Linked DNA regions of Homo sapiens: region 1 is linked to region 2. A link is a loop called in an ENCODE intact Hi-C map of the cell type or tissue named here. Cell type or tissue: PC-9. All regions are shown on one strand. Links, peaks and the distances in the headings refer to the core of each region. The heading gives the core; the rest is flanking DNA. Region 1 holds the start of GRHL3 (grainyhead like transcription factor 3). Region 2 has its middle 53 kb from the start of GRHL3.

The links. Hi-C counts contacts between places; a loop is a spot of excess contacts. Peaks named below come from ENCODE experiments on the same cell type or tissue, not always from the same donor. Only the 100,000 strongest peaks of a DNase experiment are listed, where the experiment ranks them.
Region 1: it touches region 2 in a loop (11-fold over the local background); 2 of 110 quality-filtered maps call a loop at or near these places.

The regions. Positions count from the first base shown.
Region 1 is chr1:24,318,061-24,320,975 of GRCh38, reverse strand. GRHL3 (grainyhead like transcription factor 3) reads right to left here and starts at 1,619. Exons shown (of 16, transcript NM_198173.3): 1 at 1,408-1,619. The coding sequence starts at 1,424. The region is part of intron 1 of GRHL3-AS1 (GRHL3 antisense RNA 1); the gene reads left to right. In PC-9, for the core only: no CTCF peak of the experiment used is centred there; a DNase peak (open chromatin) is centred at 1,555; H3K4me3 peaks cover 1,979 bases; H3K27ac peaks cover 2,500 bases.
Region 2 is chr1:24,265,007-24,267,921 of GRCh38, reverse strand. No RefSeq gene overlaps it. Among named protein-coding and RNA genes, the nearest start is that of GRHL3, 53 kb to the left of the region's middle. In PC-9, for the core only: no CTCF peak of the experiment used is centred there; DNase peaks (open chromatin) are centred at 711 and 1,261; H3K27ac peaks cover 845 bases.

The DNA of each region.
Region 1 (2,915 bases), core at 283-2,782, 53 kb before region 2:
GCCTTAAAAGCAATCACTATTCTAAAATTGTCAAATCCTCTAACAACCCCATGAGGTGGATACTACTGTTGGCCACTATTTACAGATGAGGATTAAGGGACTTGCTCAACATCACACAGCTATAAGTGCTAGAGCTGGGACTTGAACCCAGGTGTCAGTACCAATGCTCCTGCTCTTATTCTCATTGCGGTCCAATTGTCAATACATTGTCAACCCCGGGAAATTCATTCAAAAGAAATGTGCCTGTTAACCCAAGTGATTGTGCTGTGAACATGAAGAGCTGAAGGGCTAGCTAGAACATAGAATCCGGTCTGCAGTCAGGACCTAGCACTGCTGTCTGCCCACAGATCTTCAAGTTCTTAAAAGTCTGTTGAGGAGCAGTTAGAAAAAAGATGGTACAATCCTTGCCTCTGCCCACTCACCTCTGAGGGTGGCAGGAAAAGGAGAGCCTGTGTTTAAAGGATTCTGGCTTCTCCTGCCAGCTCCCTGAACCCAATCTAAAGCAGCCCAGATCCCAGCCTCACCCTACCTTCTCTAAGGTCTGGACCCCAAGAAGGACATCATGGTGAAGATCAGCATCAGTCAGTCAGGATCTTAAATCTCAGATGTGGGCAGGAAGGCACATGCATCCTCCCAGCCAAAAGAGGTGACCTACCAAAAATCACTTCTCATCTTCCCCAGCCTTAGAACTGCCTCTGAATGAGAGGAACCACATTTTACTGAACGCATCTTCAGACCATAGCTTTATGCTAAGCATTTTACAGCATTTATCACACTTAACTCTTTCCAGAATTCTACAAAGCATTCTTGTACCCATTTTCCAGATGAGGAAAATGAAGCCCAGAAAAATTGAATGTCTTGTCTGAGATCACCCAGGGACAGAGCCTGGATTTGAACTTAGGTCAAGCCCACTACAAAGAGTACACATGCTTAACCACCACACTGTAACCTTCCCACTTGGGACTGTTCCAACCCAGCAAACAAGTCCCTTTAGAGAAACCCAACTCTCTGCCTAAGACAGCTCTTAGAACTACCTTAAAGAAGTTCCTTTTGGCAAGAAGATAGAAAGCCTCGATGGGATTGGGGTCGTCTGATTTCCAAGGCCCCTTCAGAGGATCAAAAAGTGGTGCCAGAAACCTTCACAGTTTCAGTCTTGTGTTTCCCTGCCTGGCTCGAAACTGCTCAGCAAAGAGAATGAGAAAAACTATTTTCCCAGGGAAACACTCACCTCTAGCTTGAGACTGGGGCTTGCCTTGACACGCCAAAGTAAGATCGTCAGCCCATTCATTTACCCTTACAAATTGCTCTGTGAATCCCGGTGCCGGCCTCCCCGCTCTTCCCCCTCCAGGAAACCCCATCCAGCCTCCACGCTCTGAGAGCGGCAGGTATCCACCGATGTTTACTCACTCAAGTTCATTCGACATCTTCCTGCTCCCAAGCTCCGACGATCAGCACTGAGGCTCTGCTGACCGCTTGTCTCTAATTCTTGCCTGACACAGACATTCTCTGCCCGGGAAAGTGTTTGATTTATGTTGAGGTTTGGGTGTCGAGATTTTGCTGACAGGTAGGTTCCCAGCAGCGCTGGCGCTGATTGGCTACAGGTACAGGTGCCGGCGACTGGAGGTATACCTCAACAGGTGCAGCTGTTAACTCTTAGCCCGCCGAGGAGGGCGGAGCTATGGGGGACTGGCTGGGTGGAGCTGGCCAATTCCTTCCTTGGTGAGGGGGTGGGGGGTGGAGATGAGGGAGGAGGGATGGAGAAGAAAATGTTGGAAAGAAGCAAGATAACTAGAGGAAAAGTACAGGGACAAACAGATAACTTGGCTTAAAGGAAAACTTGATTCCTGTTTCTAGTCATTGTCCCAGATACCCAGAAACATCCCCACCCCCAAATTTCTTTGCCCCCTCCTTCTGTACCACTGGGGAATTCTCAAAGGAGAGAGCAACTTTTCCCAGGTAGATCTTTGTATAAGTTCCCTTTTTTTCAGTTTCCCCTTTAAGGTAATATTTTTGAATAATCTTTTGCAGTTACTCAAGTGACTTCTTTTGGTTCTTAAAGTAACCTACCGTGGTAGATTTATTATCGCTTCCCCCTTCCTCTTCAACACATATTTTACAGATGAGGGAGGAAATGGAGGCCAGAGAGGCAAAGTGCCTTGCCCAAGGGCACAGCTAGCGAGGTCCCAGCCCAGATCCAATCTGCAGTCATCTCACTCCAAGTCTGGCTGCCCCTTGGGCTGAAGTCAGTGGCCTCAATTCAGTAGACATTCATTGAGCACCCGTTGTGTGCCAGACCCTACTCTGGGTTCTGGAGAAACTGAGGCCAGAAAAAACAGGGGTTACTGTTCTAAAGGAGTTTACAATCTGGGGGGTGTGTGTTGGTGGCAGGGGGTGGGGGAGTAAAGGAGAACAGGCTTTTATTGGGTGTGAAGGGGGTGTGGGCAAGCCACATACCTCTGGTCAGCACAGAAGGGATAGAAAAGTTGAAGGCTCCTCTGAAGCCTCAGCCAGCTGGTCATTTCACAGGCTCCAAGTGCTTCGTTCTGTATTGGGAACTTGGGAGAAATTCAATGCCTGTCAGATGAAGTAATTGTGGAGTAATTGCTGTGAGCTGTCTACTATAAAGAACAAGCTTGGTAAACCCCAGAATATCCACAAACACAAACAGGAGAATGTAAGAGCTTTTTAAAGAGCTTCTTCCAGGATTAGTTTGAAATTAAATCTAAGCCAGAGATCTTGGCATCTTTTTTTCCCTCTCTCTCTTTCTATTCTCCCCTCCCCCACCCTTCCCCTTTTGGCAAATTATCTCTTTGCTGTGTCTTCCTGGAAACCTCAACTTGGCCCACTCCTCTCTCTCTTCTCTGGGAACGGCAAGTGAGGTTTCAGCTACCCCTGCCAATTTATGGAGGTTTTTC
Region 2 (2,915 bases), core at 306-2,805:
TCAGGAGTTCAAAACCAGCTTGGCCAACATGGTGAAACGCTGTCTCTACAAAAAGTACAAAAAAATTAGGATATGGTGGCACATGCCTATGGTCCCAGCTACTCAGGAGGCCAAGGTAGGAGGATTGCATTTGCCTAGGAGGTCAAGGGTGCAGTGAGCTGTGATCACACCACTGCACTCCAGCCTGGGCAACAGAGCAAGACCCTGTCCCCTCAAAAAAATGTATATGGGAGGATGTGCATATGTTATATGCAAATACTACATCATTTTATATCAAGGACCTGAGCATCCTCAGATTTTGGTATCCCTGTGGGGTTCAGGAACGAATCCCCCTCAGACACCGAGGAATGACTATATTTACTGAGAAGTTACTAACGCCAAGAACTGTGCTAAGCCCATGTATAGATTGACTCCACAGTTCCCCAAGTAGGTCTGTGGTCTGAGGTATTAGACCCACCTGCTGTGGTCCTGAAAATGCAGGATTTATATTCATATCATTATTCCAGGGATCTCATTTGTGGCCAAGCTAGGGGATATCAGTGCACATTTAATCATTCAACAAGTCCACAGGTAGGACTTTGTATATTAGTTTTACAGAGTGGGAAAGTGAGGCTCTGGAAGCATAAGTGATGGCACTAAGTTGACAGTCCCTCTGACTTCACAGCTGGGCACCTAGGCACTACAGTCCAAACACTGGCAATAAATATGGCACCACCCAGTGACTTAACAGCTGCCCCGGATTCTACTTTATGGATTACCTCGTACTAAGTAAACACAATCTTTCCTTTTTACCTTTTCTTTTCATTACTTTGGGGTGTGACATGGACTTGGGTTCCAAACCGTGGGCTTAAAATCCTTTCTAGATGTAGCCAGAGTGAAGCACCACTTCAGTAGCAGTTAATTACCTTTAATGATAATTGGTAACACTAATAATTGCAGCTCCCATTTACTGAGCGCTTACTACAGGCCAGGCCCTGTGCTACGGGTGATGTGTGCCCTTTGAACACATCATCTCCTTCATCCCGCCCAAGTGAGTGTGGGCTGGGGATATTCACATCGCCCTCAGCTCCCTCCCTCCCTCCCTCCCGGGTATGCGGGGAGACAGTGATACCATCAGTCAAGCCTGGTGATTAAGCATCTTGGGCCTTTGCTACTGTTTCCATAATAAGGTAGTGGCTTTTGACCTACTTCCTGGGCCAAAACCCTCTCTGGGGATTTGATGGCTCTGTGTAAAACCTGACCCGTGGTCTATCTCCTTGTGGTCAAGAATCAGGGTGGGGCAGTGGGCGCTGGTGGAGAGAAAGGGGGAGGAAAGATTGCAGCATGAATCAGACCCTGGCTCCACACTTAATGGTCACCAAGAAGTCTGCCCCACCGTGGTGGCATTCCAGAGGCCAGAGGCCAGTGTGACTACTGCAGCTGGAATCTGACAACTGTGGCTTCCACCATAATGACACCTTGAGAGACGCTTGGTGGTCACATGGGGTGTGTTTTCTTCCCTACTTTTCTCTCACAGTCTTTTCCACTCTCAGCCAGGCCCTTGGGCTGTCCCTGGGGAAGGGAGCAGAGAGCTATTCGAGTAGAATGCTTGGTAGGCAAGCACTTCCTCTGGGGACTCTTGTATTCATGCACTCATTGGTTCCTCTGTACATCCATCCATCCATCCTTCCATCCATCTATCCATCCATCCATCCATCCATCCATCCATCCATCCATCCCTCCCACCCTCCCTCTATCCATCCATCCATCCATCCATCTATCCATCCATCCATCCATCCATCCATCCATCCATCCATCCATCCTTCCATCCATCTATCTATCCATCCATCCATCCATCCATCCATCCATCCATCCAACCATCCATCCATCCTTCCATCTATCCATCCACCCACCCATCTGTTTATCCATCCAGCAAATGACTATGTCTAAGGCACACTTGTAGATATTTGGGGCTATGGGAAATAACAAGGAGTAAGACACAGACCCTGCTCTCAAGGAGCCTGCACTCTCACGTGGGAAATAGAAGTAAACTGACAATGCCGTAAACTTTGGGAGTAGTTTCTAGGAGACATATTAAGCTGTGCTGAACAAGTTCATTTGAATTACTCAGAGCCAGTTTGGCCTCTGGAGGCACACATCCCTGCTCAGATCTCAGCTCCACCAATTATCATCTGCATGGCCTTGGGTAAGGCACTTCACTTCTCTGAGCCTCAATTCCCTCATCTGTAAAATGGGAGTAATTATAATACCTACTTCACTGAGTTGTGAGAATTAAAAGGAATATGTATGTACAGGACAATGCCTGGCCTGTAGTAGATGTGGAATCATCGGTTAGTTCATTTCTCTTTTCTTCTTTAAGCTCTCTGGGGGGTACAGAAATGGATAAGCTCTAGTTCCTATCACAAAGGGACTTAGAATGTAGTAAGAGAGAGTGACCGTGGGTTTAGCCCTTGCTGCTTGCCAAGTACCATGAAATACTTCCTGTTTATTTTCACATTTAGTTTGTACAACACAGTGAAGGCTTTATAATTCCCATTTCACAGATAAGGTAATGGAAGCTCAGAGAGTTAAATGACTTGCCAAGTTTGCACAGCTAATAAGTGGCAAAGCTGGGATCTGAACCCTGGTTTATTTTACTGCCGAGTCCACAGTCAAACACTAGGTTATAGTGTCTGTACACAGCTGTGCATGGTAGAAGGTAATAAGTATCCTAATAAAGTGTCAAACATATTGTTCTGAAAACATGGAGAAAGAACTTCTTGGAGAAGATGGTATTTGAGCTCCATTGTGAAGGAGAGAAATCTAGAATATCAGTCTCATTTCACAGAGATCACAGGTGGCAACTGTGGTCTTCCAGGCAGACAGCACAGCTTGGGTAAAAGCATGAAGGCGAAAAGTGTGCAGTGCTTTAAGGG